Linked DNA regions of Homo sapiens: region 1 is linked to region 2. The links are chromatin loops, found by intact Hi-C in ENCODE. Cell type or tissue: dorsolateral prefrontal cortex. All regions are shown on one strand. Each heading gives the region's core, and the rest is flanking DNA. Links, peaks and the distances in the headings are about the cores only.

The links. A loop is a pair of places that touch in the nucleus more often than their neighbours do. Peaks named below come from ENCODE experiments on the same cell type or tissue, not always from the same donor. Only the 100,000 strongest peaks of a DNase experiment are listed, where the experiment ranks them.
Region 1: it touches region 2 in a loop (15-fold over the local background); 3 of 110 quality-filtered maps call a loop at or near these places.

Annotation. Positions count from the first base shown.
Region 1 is chr5:133,976,197-133,984,528 of GRCh38, reverse strand. It overlaps VDAC1 (voltage dependent anion channel 1), which reads left to right. Exons shown (of 9, transcript NM_003374.3): 6 at 3,573-3,800. Among named protein-coding and RNA genes, the nearest start is that of C5orf15, 12 kb to the right of the region's middle. In dorsolateral prefrontal cortex, for the core only: a CTCF peak has its summit at 4,475 (motif pointing right); no DNase peak of the experiment used is centred there; H3K27ac peaks cover 2,577 bases.
Region 2 is chr5:133,419,702-133,428,033 of GRCh38, reverse strand. The region is part of intron 3 of FSTL4 (follistatin like 4); the gene reads left to right. MIR1289-2 (microRNA 1289-2) reads left to right here and starts at 328; the gene lies at 328-438. RefSeq lists enhancers at 3,883-4,177, 4,268-4,317. In dorsolateral prefrontal cortex, for the core only: CTCF peaks have their summits at 3,847, 4,049 (motif pointing left) and 6,429 (motif pointing left); DNase peaks (open chromatin) are centred at 4,053 and 6,523; H3K27ac peaks cover 892 bases.

The DNA of each region.
Region 1 (8,332 bases), core at 93-8,092, 560 kb before region 2:
CAGATTGCTTGAGCCCAGGAGTTGGAGACCAGCCTAGGTAACATGGTGAAACCCCATCTACACACACACACACACACACACACACACACACACACACACACACACACACGCTGGTCATTGTGGTGAGCGCCTATAGTCTTGTCCTTGCATTGCTCTAAAGAAATACCTGGCCAGGCGAGGTGGCTCACACCTGTAATCCCAGCATTTTGGGAGGCTAAGGCAGGCAGATTGCTTGAGCCCAGGAGTTGGAGACCAGCCTAGGCAACATGGTTAAACCCCGTCTACCCACATGCACACACACACTAGCTGGGCCTGGTGGTGCGCACCTATAGTCAGTTCTAGCTACCTGGGAGGCTGAGGTGGGAGGATCACCTGAGCTCAGGAGGTAGGGGCTGTAGTGAGCCATGATCGCACCACTGCACTCCTGCCTGGACAACAGAGTGAGACCTTGTCTGAAAAAAAGAAAAAAATACCTGAGGATAGCTAATTTATGAAGAAAAGAGGTTCAATTGGCTCATGGTTCTGCAGTCTGTACAAGCAGAGCACAGGCATCTGCTCGGCTTCTGGGAAGGCGTCAGGAAGCTTTTAGTCATGGTGATTGATGAAGCAGGAGCAGGCACATCACATGGCAAGAGCAGGAGCAAGAGAGAGAGAGTGGTGGGGAGGTGCCACACGCAAACAACCAGATCTCATAACTCATTATTGGGAGGACAGCACCAATCCATGAGGGATCCACCCCCATGGTCTAACCACCACCCAGCAGGTCCAACACTGGGGACTGCATTTCAACATGAGATTCAGAAGATACAGCATCGAAACTGTATCAGTGGTGATTTTGTTTCAAGACGGTGTCACTCTTGCCATGGAACAGGCTATTTTCCTACATCACTTGGGAGGGGTGCTGGCTTTATTTTCAGCTGTGACCTCTAAAATTCTTGTCTCATTGAGAATTTGGAATTTTTAACCTTTATTTTTTTTTAATGAGAAATCTGAAACATACAAAAATATACAGAAAAATATGTTTAACCCTCATTCTATTCCTATCACACAGCTTTGATAGTTACCAACCTGTGGCCAATCATGTTTTATTTATACAGCCATAAATATAACACTCCTCCACGCACATACTATTTTAAGTAAATAACAACACTTAATTTCAGCTGTAAATATTTTATTATGTATCTTTAAATGGCAATAATCCATTTTAAAGGAGCATAACCATGATATTATTATTATATTGAAAAAAGTTGATCATTTCTTTTTCTTTTTTTTTTTTTTTAAAGATGGAGTTTCACTCTTGTTGCCCAGGCTGGAGTGCAATGGTGCGATCTCAGCTCACGCAGCCTCCGCCTCCCGGGTTCAAGTGATTGTCCTGCCTCAGCCTCCTGAGTAGCTGGGATTACAGGCATGGGCCACCACACCCGGCTAATTTTGTGTTTTTAGTAGAGACGGGATTTCTCCGTGTTGGTCAGGCTGGGCTCGAACTCCCGACCTCAGGTGATCCGCCTGCCCCAGCCTCCCAAAGTGCTGAGATTACAGGCATGAGCCACTGCGCCCAGTGGATCATTTCTTAATATTGTCAAATCTCTAGTCTGTTCAAATTTACATGATTGTTTCATGATTTTTTTTTTTTTTTTTGAGACTGAGTTTTATTCTTGCTACCCAGGCTGGAGTGCAGTGGCGCGGTCTTGGCTCACTGCAACCTCCACCTCCTGGGTTCAAGTGATTCTCCTGCCTCAGCCTCCCAAGTAGATGAGATTACAGGCATGTGCCACCACACCCAGCTAATTTTTGCATTTTTAGTAGAGATGGGGTTTTGCCATGTTGGCCAGGCTGGCCTTGAACTCCTGACCTCAGGTGATCCACCCACCTCGGCCTCCCGAAGTGTTGGGATTATAGGCGTAAGCCACCGCACCTGGCCTTTTGCTGTTTTTAAAATAACAGGTTGGTTCTTTAGTCTTTAAAGATGACAGCTATGTGATTTGAGCGTTATTATAATTCTTTTTTTTTTTTTTTTGAGACGGAGTCTTACTCTGTCGCCCAGGCTGGAGTGCAGTGGCGCGATCTCGGCTCACTGCAACCTCTGCCTCCCGGGTTCAAGCGTTTCTCCTGCCTCAGCCTCCTGAGTAGCTGGGATTACACACGCCCACCACCGCGCCCAGCTAATTTTTGTGTTTTTAGTAGAGACGGTGTTTCACCATGTTGGCCAGGCTGGTCTCGAACTTCTGACCTTGTGATCCACCTGCCTCAGCCTCCCAAAGTGCTGGAATTACTGGCATGAGCCACTGCGCCTGGCCCCGAGTGTCATTATAATGCCTAGAATAAACATACTGTTTAATATGTTTCAGCCTATTGCTAATATTTTTCTTATTGAGGCTCACATTGCTCCATTGTCGAAGCCCTTGGGAGCCTCTTCAGGTTACCTTGTAAGTCCTTTTGCCTCCACCCCAGTAGTCTTCAATAGCTTTGATAGATGTTTTAGGTTACTGTGTACATTTCCTGCCTAAGATCTGTAGTTGGCCATTTCTCCAAGGAGCACTGGTTCCATTTAGGAGGAAATGGTCTAGGTGCTGAGGATGAAGCATTAATCTCAATGTGAATAAAGCTAGAAGTGAACAGTGCTGTGTAGTCCTTGAGGCTCTGAGTGGATCTGGTTCCTCCTGTGGTCTCTGCTGAGAATGCAGCTTCCTGTGGGAGATGTCGATCTTGTAACTGAATGATAGAGACAATCAGATAAAAATGATCCATGTTGTATTTGTTGGATGTGATCTTGTTCTCCAGTGTGTACTTTTGGTAAAAGACATGGTAATAATAGGTCTGCAGGTGACACTATTCACCTGCTCTTCCTAAGGGATGCTGGGTCTTGAGGAACCGGCAGTAGAGACACTGAACTGCTTATAGACTCACATCTGGTATCATCAGGTTGGACCTGGGATACTGTCTGGCTAACTAACACTTCCTGGCCCCCATGACTGCAGAGTTCCAGGTTCTACATCAGTACCCGGTTCTCTGAAATATGTACTCATTGGGGTCTCATGAATATGGAATTGAAATCCATTTTACTGTTGTACTCACTTAGAGGGAACATAGCCTTTGTTTCCTTACTTAACCATGTGAGCCACAGAGTAAGAAGAAAACCGTCTCTTTAAAAGCTGCTATTTAGGTAGCTGCCTTCATGGCAGATAAATCTTTTCCACAGGTTTGGAAAATATCAAAGATGCATCTGTTTCATAATTACATGGTGGCTTTCTACCTAATGAATGCCTGTGTAGGCTGCTACGTTAAGCATACAAAGAGGATAGGAGAAGAAAGTTACTTCGTATTTATTTTTCAGGCTTTTCCTGTCTGTGTTCTCACTTCGTTATTGTGGGGTTTCTGCAGACTGAGTCCCTGTGGAAGAGAGGTTGTGTCCTGCTCATTGTGGTACAGCAGTGGCTTAAGGGAGAACTGGAGCCCTGACTTCACCCCCACCCCACTCCCTTTATTTGACCTGGGATTAAAAAAAAAAAAAAGACAACTTGCATTTCAAGGTGAGTTAGCTTCTGATCTTAATATAACTTATTTTCCTTCAGGAAAAAAAATGCTAAAATCAAGACAGGGTACAAGCGGGAGCACATTAACCTGGGCTGCGACATGGATTTCGACATTGCTGGGCCTTCCATCCGGGGTGCTCTGGTGCTAGGTTACGAGGGCTGGCTGGCCGGCTACCAGATGAATTTTGAGACTGCAAAATCCCGAGTGACCCAGAGCAACTTTGCAGTTGGCTACAAGACTGATGAATTCCAGCTTCACACTAATGTGTAAGTGTACATGGGGGCAGCAGGGTGGGAGGGGTGGGGTTGGAGCATGTGTGGTAAGGGGATTGCTTTTCACTGTTTTTTTTTTTTTTTTTTTAAGAAAGCCCAGTTTTTAACCACTGTAAAGTGAGTTTGTTGGCATTAGATGAGCCACATGGCCTGCTGCTATCTTTTGTTTCCCACCTACCCATTTCCTGGAGTGTCTTAGATCCTTTCCACTCTGTGAACAGTATATATTGCCACAGGTACACAAAGTGGCTGATTAATTACAGCAGGGACATGGTGTCAGTCCAGAGCGTGTCCATTCCCTGCAGTTTTTGTTTTAGTTAACAAAACAGCTCTCTTTCTCTGTCTAATGCCTGAGGATTAGCCTGCTGGGCTTGATGACATGTAGACATGGTAGACAAATTTAGGAGCTGATTATCTCAGTTACAAACTATCTTCTCTGTACAGTGAAGCATGTAAAAGTAACTATTGGACAGTATGGTGAAGGGAAACAGTGATTATAGGTTAGGAGAGAGCCCCTTGAGAATTGAAGTAGATTGATGATTTAAGTTAAGGGAAACACATTTCATTCATGAATCTTGTTTTATCCATAAACCTTGTTTTATTTAGTTTCATGAGGAATTAACCTGTGACAGGCACAAGCTGGGTGCAGAGTTACCATGTTTATTTCTTTCCACTAGAGGTCACTAAAGAAGTAACTTCTTAAACTTAAGGCAAATCAGTGATATTAATGTGTAAACTAATATTTCCATTAATAAATTTTTTGAGGAATTTTTATCATTAATTTGGAATCTGTTACAGCTAAAAAGTCACAGGAAAACTATAGAGATGGACAATCTAGTGGTTGGCAGGGGGCGGGGAGGGTATGACTACAAAGCAGTGACTGAGGGAGTTTCGGGGAGGGAACTGTTCTATATTCTGACTGTCGTCATGGTTACATTAATCTGTGTACGTGTGTTAAAATTCGTAAAAATGTATACCAAGAAAATATCCATTTTGGCCGGGCGTCGTGGCTCACGCCTGTAATCCCAGCACTTTGGGAGGCCGAGGCGGGTGGATCACGAGGTCAGAAGTTCAAGACCAGCCTGGTCAAGAAGGTGAAACCCCATCTCTACTAAAAATACAAAAATTAGCTGGGCGTGGTGGCGGGTGCCTGTAATCCCAGCTACTTGGGAGGCTGAAGCAGGAGAATCGCTTGAACCTGGGAGGTGGAGTTTGCAATGAGCCGAGATCACGCCACTGCGCTCTAGCCTGAGCAACAGAGCAAGACTCCGTCTCAAAAAAAAAAAAAAAAAAAAAAAGCAAAGAAAATATCAATTTTATTATATGTTTAATTAAGAAGAGGTGAAACATACTAAAAAGCTATAGGAAACATACCACATGCATAGAAATGTTTTTGAACGTAGAATTCTGATTGGCATGGGAAGTGTTTTCCTTGGTTTGAAATTGGGCATTGGCACCAATTCTTCAGTACCAATTCTAGGAGGAACAATGGCTGTTAGCCATTTCCCCCACATATCTGAGCTTCAGCATTTTAAATAAGCAACAAGTGGGTATGGTTTATTTTTGGAACCAGCGTGAAGGCAGCTGACACAACTCATCTGGGTTGCCCTGGTGCTTGCAGGGGCCCAAATGCATAACAGAAATTCTTTGTGCTTCATATAGATGAATTTGAACAGTTCCACCTGTGTATTTATTTATTTATTATTATTATTTTTTGGTGACAGGGTCTCACTCTCTCACCCAGGCTGGAGTTCAGTGGCACGATCTCTGCAGCCTCCACCTCCCGGGATTAAGTGATACTCCCACCTCAGCCTTGCAAGTAGCTGGGACTACAGGTGCATGCCACCACACCTGGCTAATTTTTGTATTTTTTGTGGAGGCAGGATTTCGCCATGTTGCCCAGGTTGTTCTTGAACTTGTGAGCTCAAGCGATCTGCCCGCCTTGGCCTCCCAAAGTGCTGGGATTACAGGTGTGAGCCACTGCATCTGCCTTCTGTTTATGGTTTTGAAAGCTCTGTACAGGAAGGCAGTATTGTGTTCCTGGTTTTAGGATATTCTGAAAAGTCTGGCCTTTTTTAAAAACATGTAAGCCCAAGAAACTTCCCCATTTGAATATATTACTAAAGTCATTCAAAAATCTTATTTTTGACAGGCTGCTGTTTTATTGTAGCATACTTGGGCTGTCTACAGAAGACAGGATTCTCTGTGAATCAGGCAGTGCCTGGGTCTCCCTGTACTTTCTAGAAGCATAATGTCTGTCTCGCTGAATTTCATGGGGAAACGAAAATTTACAATGTGTGGCTCATACGTGTAATCCTAGCTACTTGGGAGGCTGAGGCGGGAGGATCACTTGAGGCCAGGAGTTTGGGACCAGCCTGGGGAACATAGAAATACTCTGTCTCTAAGAAATTTTTTAAAAATTAGCTGGGCATGGTGGCAACATGCCTGTGATCACTTGAGCCCAGGAGTTTGAGGTTACAGTGAGCTATGATTTTGCCACTGCTCTCCAGCCTGGGAAACAGAGCAAGATCCCATCTTGGGGAAAAAAAAAAAAGAAAATTTAGAATGTATTCTCTGATTTAGGGAGAGTGTCTTGTGAAGACTAGAGTTTTTGTTCTTAGGTCCTGAAGCCCTTTGCTGGATTCCAAAGTACGTGGGCTCTGACTCACAGTTAACCAATGCCATTTCCACTGGAAATGCCCACAATGATGAGGCAGAACTCAGACACTGATTTTATGTTAAAGATGTTTGAGAGGGTCTAGGCAGGCTTGAAGACCATCTGATGCAAGGAGGATGGTCATTCCTTTTTAAAAAATTGCAGCATTAAAATTTTTCTTAATTTTTTTAATCAAAGGAGTCTGAACCCATGGTTGTAAAATCAAACAGTACAGATGGGCCTATGAAAAGCAGTGATTCCAGCCTGCCTCAGCCTGCTCATCCCAGCTCCGCAGTGGCAGCCACTTTAACTGTTTTTGTTTTCTGTGGTTCCCTCCATGGAGAAGGTTGCTTCTGACCAGGCACCAGTATGCACTGTGTGTATAAACAACAATCTGAAAGCAGTAATGAGAGACAGTCTATGATCTGTGCCGACCCCAGCCCGACAGAGGACAAAGTGTAGACTCTGAGCTCTTCGTATGCCTTTTTAGGGGTGGCAGTGACTGCAGAGTTTGTATAGGCTGTTCAGCTGGGTGGGGCAGACTTTCAAATTCTGAGAGCTTAAGCAGGGCCCCAAAAGAGGAAGAGGAGAATTTGAATGACTGAAGAAGGGAAAGGGATATTCCCAGCAACTGGAGTCATTCAGTGTGTTTGTAAGAGAGGAGGGAGCTTGGCCAGCTGGGGTTTCATTCTGAATGTTTTTGAAAGAGGGAGACATTTTATGATGTAGCAAAAAGCTCCCTTTCAAATCCTGCCAGGCTTAGATGTTGCAGCATGGGTGAGGAGTATGCACAGGTGGACGAGATGAATTGTGGATTAAGCTCTTTTGAAGTGCTGCTCCTCCAAGAGGCTGGGTCAGTGCCAACTGTATCTCCCCAGCAGTGGCTGCAGCAGGTTGTGCCAAGGGCTCTAACTTGCCTTCTGAGGCATATGTGCAGCCCCACCTTTCTTGCCATTTCTGGCTGTGTTCTCTTCTCATTTTCTTCTCTTTCCATAACATTTTTTATTTTTACTTTTATTTTTTGAGCCAGAGTCTCACTCTGTCACCCAGACTGGAGTGCAGTGGTGAGATCTCAGCTCACTGCAACCTCTGCCTCCTGGGTTCAGACGATTCTCCTGCCTCACCCCCCCAGGTTGCTGGGATTACAGGCACCTGCCACCATGCCCAGCTAATTTTTATGTTTTTAGTAGAGACAGGGTTTCATCATGTTAGCCAGGCTGGTCTCAAACTCCTGACCTCAAATGATCTGCCCGCCTTGGCCTCCCAAAGTGCTGGGATTATAGGCATGAACCACTGCACCCGGACTTCCATGCCATTTTTCTGGTAGAATCGTTTATAAAAGTAATAACATCAGTAGCAGTAAAAATAAATCACTCAGAATCTCAGTGCTCTACTTGCTGCTTCTTTTTTTTTTTTTTCCTTATAGAGACAGGATCTCGCTCTGTTGCCCAAGCTATATCCTGGGCTCAAGCAGTCCTGCTGCCTCGGCCTCCCAAAATGCTAGGATTACAGGCGTGAGTCACCACGTACCCCCTCTCCCCTGGCTTTTTCTTTTTTTGTTTGAGACAATGTCTTGCTCTGTTGCCCAGGCTGGAGTGCAGTGGCGCGATCTCGGCTTACTGCAACCTCTGCCTCCCAGGTTCAAGCGATTCTCCTGCCTCAGCCTCTTGAGTAGCTGGGATTACAGGCGTATGGCACCAGCCCGGTCAATTTTTGTATTTTTAGTAGAAACAGGGTTTCACCATGTTGGCCAGGCTGGTCTCAAACCCCTGACCTCAAGTGATCTGCCCATCTCGGCCTCCCAAAGTGCTGGGATTACAGGTGTGAGCCACTGTGCCTGGCTAGGTGCCTGTTCCATACTTATCAGACT
Region 2 (8,332 bases), core at 175-8,174:
AACTCACACAAGTTGATATCTGGGTATAGAGTGTGATTTTTCTCCCATTAGGGACTCCAGAAGAGTTCTTGAAATAGCTGCCTCCCCAGCTCCACCTCTCACCCCTTGTGCCTGCCCAATGTTTCCAGAAGGCGCAACTATAGACAGCAAAGGTCCTGTGTGCACCTCCCCAGAGAAACCCAAACCCTCACACTTCTCTGGAGCCACATGGCCAGATGAAACCTCTGAGAAGGAACCAAAGCCTTGTCTGTCCTGATGGCAGAAGTTGCAACCCTGTAGGGCTTCTCAACATGTGATCTAAGACCACAGCTTTGTAACCTAACTCAGCCACGGTCCTAGTTAAAAAGGCACATTCCTAGACCCTGCCTCAGAACTACTGAACAGAGTCACTGGGTGTGGAGTCCAGGAATCTGCATTTTTACCCCTATCGCCCCCGCCATTCCCGCCCTTCCCCCCGCCATTGCGTGCACTAATTGCTGGAAGCACTCATGAGGAGAGCCGCCTGTGTTGTGTAGAACTCCCACCCCCGCAACACACACTCACTCACCCTTTCACTTACCAACAGTTTCCTGGGCTTGGGAGGTCTGGAGAAGGCAGTAGCCCTGCAAATTGAGAAAGGCAAGCCTCGGAAGTGGACTCTTATATCTCTACTGCCAAAAGGGGCTACATCCTCTCAGGCCCCTGGGTTCATTCCTTGAGAACAGGGCTCAGCTGTGGGAGCTGATAAAACAAGGCACCCTTCCAGTTACTGAGCACCTTCTGGTGGCCCACACTGTGCTGGGCATTGCACATGAGCCGTCTCTCGTCCTTGGGGAAGATAGTAGTTGTTATCCATGCTCTATAGGTGTGGAAACTGAGGCCCAGAGAGGTTATGTGGCTGGTCCAAGGTCACACAGCTGAAGTGAGATTGTAACCCAGGGCTGCCTGACTCCAGAGCCTGTGTGTTCTCCAGTGGTGACATTGCTGGGGTAGTCTTGGGGGGCAGTGTGAGCTAGTTCATAGGATGGAAGAGTACTGTGAGGAATGTTGGGGTATTTCAAGGTTTGATAAACCAAAATTCCTCTGGGCCGTTGGGCATTTGAGAGACGGAACACTGAGAACATAAGACATGCTGAGATTTAGGTTGTTTTAGAACCTGAAATCTCAGCTTACTCCTCCCAGAACTTGTGCTGACTTTCGGAAAAAGGAAACATTTTAGCCTGGTTTGGGTTCTGGATTGCAGTAGCAGTGGTGTTTGCTAAACTAAAGAAGGGAACTGGAGCTTCTATCAGTGCATTATTAAAGCAGAACTGGCTGACTGTCTCCCTGGGAAATAACAGGACTGAGGCTTGTGCCTCCAGCCAGAGATTGCTCCTCCATAGCCCCCATTGCCACCGCTTCTACTACTTTTGCCTCCACTCCCCAGCCACCCAGTGATCCACCCTGCCAGAATGCACAATGCCGGCATTGATCATTCCCCAACCCACGGTACAGTTCAGTTTCCTCTGCTGCTAATTGGCCATGAGAGCTCCGTTATGAGGGATCAGAATTGTTAGTCTCTTCCTAATGATCTCTGTCTGGAGACCAACTTCATGACATTCTCCAATTAGGGAGTGCGGAGGGGGCAGGGCAGCGCTATTCATCTGCCCAGAACCCCCATGAAGTGACATGGGCTCATTATGCAGGAGACCCAAGCCACTGGTCCTGCGGGTCAGCACAGCCCAGGAGAGCCACGGAGGCAGGTCTCCCCCTCTCACCTCCCCAGACTCCCGGCTATCCTTTGCTCCCTGTGTCCTCCCTTCATGGCAAAGACTTTCCTTTGGTCAGGCTTGAAGGACAACACTCTGTCTTCTGCTAGCACACTCTGTGCTTTAAAAATTCCTAACTGGGAAAGATGACTTCTTTTGAGATCAAAGGCACACTCTCAGGGATGTTGGGGCAATGAGGAAGGTGAAAGCTACAGAGGAAGTCAAGACTGGTCCACTTCCAGCTCCCCATATGTGGAAGAAGAGAAGACCAAGGCCAAGAGAGAAGGGTCTTGCTCAGGGGGGGTCCCCAGCACTTAGACAGGAAGACTAGAGCCCCCCACGTCATTCCTGCTTCCCTTCTCCTCACCCTAACTTCAAATGCAGGCTCTTTATCCTATGTCCCTGTTCTCCCTTTGGACCCAGCCAGCTTCTGGATTTCTTCCGCCACTTGGCTTATCGTGCAGTGGACAAACCACACGGCTACACTTGACAGCCAGAAACTGGATCATAAGCTTTGAGGGCAGGATCCATATCTCCCTTATTCTCTGCTGTGTCCCAGGACCTAGCATCTCACCCACAGTAGGAACACAGAATTATTCAATGAGTGAATTAATTAATTAATGCTTTAACTTTAAAGTTCAAATGTAGAGTTTCAGAGAGGAACCCAGAAGGGCTATTCAAAGAAATGAATATCCAACAGTGGAAATTCAGATATTACAGAGTCTTGGGAGGTCAGTTGGGCATTAATTCTTTCCTCACAAGAGTCTGCTAATTACTTTTCCAGGTTTTCTGCTGAACAATTTGAACTCACATTCGACATAGCTTTCCCTTTTGTCTCTTTCTTAATATCTCAGCACAACTCCTGCTGTGGGGCATTGTTAAACCTCAGGCCTGGAGGGTTTGGCGATGCGCGGTTAACAGCTTTGCCACCTGGGGATGGCATTATCTCTGCCAGCCTCTAGCTGACTTGCTCTGGGTCTCCTGCTGGGAGACAAGACCAGGCTGGGACAGGCCATTCAAACAGCTTGAGAGCAGCTCTTAAGACAAACCTCGGACTTAGCTAAGGTACCTTTTTTTTTAGGTCACTTTGAAGAAATCTTAATGTTAAAAAGATTTACAAACTAAAAACTTTATAATAAAGTGTTGTCAAAAATCTGTAACAAAATCTACATCAAGTCCTTATGGTGTCTGGAACATAATAAATGTGCAATACATGTGAGCCCGTAGATCTTTTCTATCAATACTCACTTGAAATAGATTAATCCACAGTCTAATAGTTAGACCCAGTCTGATGCGCATAAGAAATGTTGCTATATCTTTTGTTTTGTTTTTACAGATTTTCTTTTGATTAGGTTATCTATTTGATGGGAAGGGAGGAAAGGCCTAGCATTTTCTGCACCCACTGTGCACCAGGAACCATGCTAAGTGCCTTACATTTCACTATGGCATGTGCTTCTCTCTATGGGCTTCAGGGAAAGGCTTATTCTCCCATTTTCCAGATGGGAGAATTAGACTCAAGATCTCAAGATCGTTAGACTCCAAAGCCAGTACTCTCTCCTTTACGTGGTATTTAGAAGTGAGCCCAGCTATGGGAATGCTGCCTAGTGACCACATGGTCACTGCCAGCTTCCCTGTCCAGACCAGCCTTCCCTTGGCCTGAGATGTGCCATAGTGCCTCTCAGAGGACACCATCACGTATTCCTGTAGTGCTTGAGTGTCACCAACCTGGAGACGCCGTGGGACAGCACAACCAGGGAAGTCGTAGAGAACCCAGGTGCCCCTGGACATTCTAAAGACCATCATCTGAGAGACTGCTCGGAAATGCAAAGCTCACAAAACATGTCATTTCCTGTCTCTAAGGTATTGAATACAAATATCATCTCCTTTTATCTCCCATCTCCAAAACAGTCCCCTCGGGTTGTGTCTCTCTCAAGTGCTCTGTAAACTTCCCAAATTGTCAGCCGGTCCCAGGAGATGCTTCCATCACACTGGGTGATCATCTCATGATAACTTCCGAACTGGCCTCCTGCACTGTTCACGGGTCTGGGTGGTTACCCGCGCAGCAGAATCACTCAGCAAACGCTTGGATGTGCACTGACTTTGAACGGCTAGAAAGTTCAGGGGCACCACCTGCCTCGGAGCTGCTGCATGACTCGGGTCTGAGGTGTCCCCTGAAATCTTGGGGACAGGCACTTCTTCTGCTGGCGTCAGACAGAATGTGGTCTCCCCACAGGGAGCCCAGTCCGATTCTGCAGAGCCCGGCTCGGCCCTGCTGGTCTGCGGGTGCCCTTTGCCCTCGTGCACACAGCGACACCTGGTGGTAAGCTGGTGAACCGCCGGGACCCCAGCGCTGTTCCTCAGCTCCATGCTGGGCTCCAGCTCACGTGCGCTGTGTGCACCGAGGGACTTGTCCTGGCACGTGCACACCCAGTCTTGTGCACCACCGAGTACTCCGTTGTGACAAAGTTATACTCAGTTATGTATGTCTTCTTCCTGCTCTGTGCAGAGAGCAGTCCCGTGGCCTCAGTCATGAGTCATTTGTCTGTACTCATTCTCAGAGGGGAAGAAAATGAGCTGTTTCTAACTACGTCTATCGTCACCACCCCGATCGCCATCCTTACTGCCATCAACCACCACCATCCCTGCCGTCACCACTACCATTGCCTCCACCACCGTTAGCCATCACCACCGCCTCACCGCCATCATCCCCACCACCCCTCGATGACCACAGCCACCTTTGTGCCTTTACTACTGTCACCCCATGCACTCTGTCGCTCCTGTAGCAGGGGCTAACTCCTCACATAGCAGCAGAATTGGGCAGCCCTGCCCGCTGAGGTTCCAGGAGGGAGGCTGAGGGCCTCTTCCACAGAGAGTGCTGTGAAAGGCTCTTGGAAGGAGGGCAGGAAGGACCCAAGAGAGCAAGGCAGAGGGAGGATGGGCCTTCTCCAGCTCCTAGCTGGCAGACAGGACAGCACGAGGTACCGCCTGGATGCATTTAGGACTGAAGTTTCTGCTGATGTCAACGAATGCTGGAAATGTCCCAAGACCCCAGTTCAGGACTGCGCCTCATCCAGGTGAGCAGTGCAGAGCAGTCAAAAGGGGCCAGGAAACAAGCCGCCCATTCATTCGTGCAGTCCAAGAACAAAGCCAGCGGGCCAGCTCCAACCTGTTGTGACAGAAATACCAGGGGATCTTTTCTTTTTCTTTCCATTTCCCCCAGGCAGCAACTGTACAAATGAAACTTCAAAACTAGAGCTCGGCCGTTCAGAGCCTGCACAGCACTGACCTGTTTCTTGTTCATTTAGCCTCATTCTCTCAGAAGACAGAAAGCCTCATTCATCAGAACAATCACTTCAGCCCAGAGGGGCTTGGGTGTTGTTTCTAAGACATTACAACTTGCAGCCATAAAGGAAAAATGAAATAAACGTGGCAAGAGTTTTGAAGTGGTCTGAATGACCCAATTAAACACATATTTTCAAGTCAAACACACCTTTCCTAATGTAGAGATAGAATTGTTAAATTTCACAAATTACCATGCTCGATAATTGTCTAAGAGTAATTTGTGTAGGATGACACTGTTTTCTATTTACTCTCATTCCCTAGGTGATGTCTTCTAGTCCCATGACTTTAAAATCTTCCATTTCTACATCTCCAGGGACACCTCCCTCCTTGATTTTCCCCACTTAGACACGTAATAGCCATCCCATTCTTAAAGTAGTTAGAACAAATTCTTTGATTTTTTTTTTTCCTTCCAAACCTGGTCTTGACACGTTTTCCCCCTTTTAGTAAACGGTAAACAGCATCCTCCTCATTGTTCAGCTGCAAACCTACACAGTCCTTCTTACCCCGCCTCCTTCACTCACACTACCCTCCACTGTCTCACCAAGCCCTCCGCTCTTCCTCAGTGCCCCCCAGTCCAGGCCCGGCTCTCTTGCTCAGACCTAGGCTGCCTCCCTGCTTCTCCTTTTGCCACATTTCTGTCAATCCTCCACCCAGCAGCCAGCATGCATTTGAAAGAACATAGATCATATCGTACCACTCTCCTGCTTAAAATCCACCAGTGGCTTGTTACTACACTTAGGACACAGCCAGAGCTCCCCACCCAGCCCTGCTGCTCTGTCCCCAACTCGCCTCTAACCCCATCTTTGCCCACGTCCTTCTTCTCTCCTTCATCCCAATCATCCTTCTTGCTCTTCCTTGAAAACATCAAATTCACTCCCACCCGAGGGACTTGGCACTCGGTCTGGACTCTGATCCTCTTCAGCTTGTTCCCTCACTCCATGCTGAAAGGCTGCCTCCTCCAAGAAGCCCTCCCTGACCACCTTATCTAAATATCCCTTGTCCCTTCACTCCTCATCTCCTTTTTTAGTTTTCTTTTTCTTCATGGTACTTATCACTTCCCGCCTGTCTCCTCCACTCAAATATAAGCTCCATAAAGGCAGGGATTTTTGTATGTTTTGTTCACTGCTATATCTCTAGCACTTAGAATATGGCCTGGCACACACTCAATAGGTATCTGAATGAATGAATGAATGAATGAGTGAGCATGATGCCCACCCAAAGCAGCTTGCTGCCAATCTTTGTGTCCTATGGGCTGTCATTCAAGGTGGCGGGATGGGCTCACTTGTTATCCTCCTGAGAGCAGCACTTAGAGATCATTTCTGAAGACAGCACATAAGGCGTTGGAAATGGCTCCCCCTCCTGGACCAGCTTGCTAGTGTTACCCACCGTTAGGGCAATGGCCACCCCGTGGAATGCACACCACAAGGGCAAGCGAAGAGCTCAGCGAATGGGGAAACTCTTATCCCATATGCTCAGCTGTCGGGCCTGGGATCATGCAAGGGAAAGTATACAGACAGCAGGCAGGGGAGTCCCCCGACAGTGGCTGTAGCCAGAACTGGCCACATAATTTGTAGGACCCACTGCAGAAGGCAAATGTAGAGCCTCAGCTAGGGGTTTCCTTTGGGCCCACTGCCCAACCCTCTACAGACAGACAACATCCAACAGCTTGCAACCCCTGTACCAGGATGTGTTCAAAACCTGACTTGAAGGTGAGCAAGAGGCCCACTGTATGCACCATGGTGCTATCAGCCTGGGCAGTGACAGCCATACCCTTGCCCCGCCCTGAGATGCCTGGTGGTGTGGGCCCAACCATTGCCTCACCCATACCCACACCCAGGCCCCTGCCAGGGGTGGAGGGCAATGGCAGAATGCTCCCTCCCTCAATGTGACCAGGTCACTGTTCAAGGTTGAAGGCAGCAGCAGGGGTGAGTGGGGGAGACCACCCAGGGGATAGGGGTGAGAAGCAGGCAGCAGAGAGCCATCCTGGGATGCTGAGGAGGAGGTGAGAGTCAGGGCCACACATGAGCCGAGGCTGCAAGCCCTGGCACATTCTCCACTGTCCCGTCACCCTTCTCGTATAGAACACAAATTCAAAGAGGATCAGCAAGCATTTCAAGACAAGAACCCCAGCAGTAAGCCCCAAGCTCAAGGCCCTTCTGAGTGTGGGACCCTGTATTACTCTACAGCCATGCACCCGTGGGCCAGCCCTGGCTGCAGCCATGAACAGAGGGCCCACCAGCATGGGTGTGTGACCCTCTCCTGTGTTAGAAGCATCTCTGCAGTTTGAGCAGCTCCAGACCACACCAGGTCCCTGTTGTCCTCTTGCTCCTGCTGCTATGGTGGCACCATCATTTGAGGTCAGGGAATTTGCACAGTAGTCCCTGCCTGAGAGCCCCCTTCATCTTCAGAGCCTAGAGTGGGTCAGAGCCCCTGCCAGCCAGCCTGCACAGGTGTGAAGCCCTGGATTGCTTGTTAAGATTTGGGAGGAATAAAAGATTTCTTAAATTTCCACTTGAGATTATTTAATCACAAGTGTGGTTTGAACAAAAAGTAAAACCTGAATATGAATTATTTTAAAATTGAGGTATAATTTACATACAATTAAATGCATAGATTTTTGTCAATGATATTCAGCACATGTATATACCATCACTCAATCAAGATATAAAACATTGCTATCAACCTAGAAAATGATCTTTCTAGTCAACCCTCCCATTCACAGAGGCAAGCACTGTTCTGATTTCTAGCATCGTAGATTAGTTTTAGCTATTTTTGAATTTTATGTAAGTGGAACCATACAGTAAGGAAACTTTGTGGCTTCTTTGACTCAAACTCAATATAACACTGAGTTTTATCCATGTAGCTGGGAAAATCCATTGCTCGTTCCTGTTATTGCTAAGTAGTATTTTATTGTATGACTATATCACAGTTTGTTTTGTGATTCCTGTTAATGTACATTAGGTTCGTTTCCATTTGGGAACTACTATGAATAAAACTTCCATAAATATTTTTGTATGTGTCCTTTTGTGAGCATAGTCTTTCATTTCTCTTGGATATATACCTATGAGTGGCAAATAAGCACATAAAAAGATGTTCAAGATCATCAGTCATTAGGAAATACAGATTGAAATCACAGTGATATACCACTACGCATTTAGTAATATGCCACTAAATTTAAACAGGTTGAAAGTTAGCAGACTGACCATAGCCAGTGTTGGCAAGGATCTGGGAGAACCAGAACATTCATAATCTGCTGACGGGAA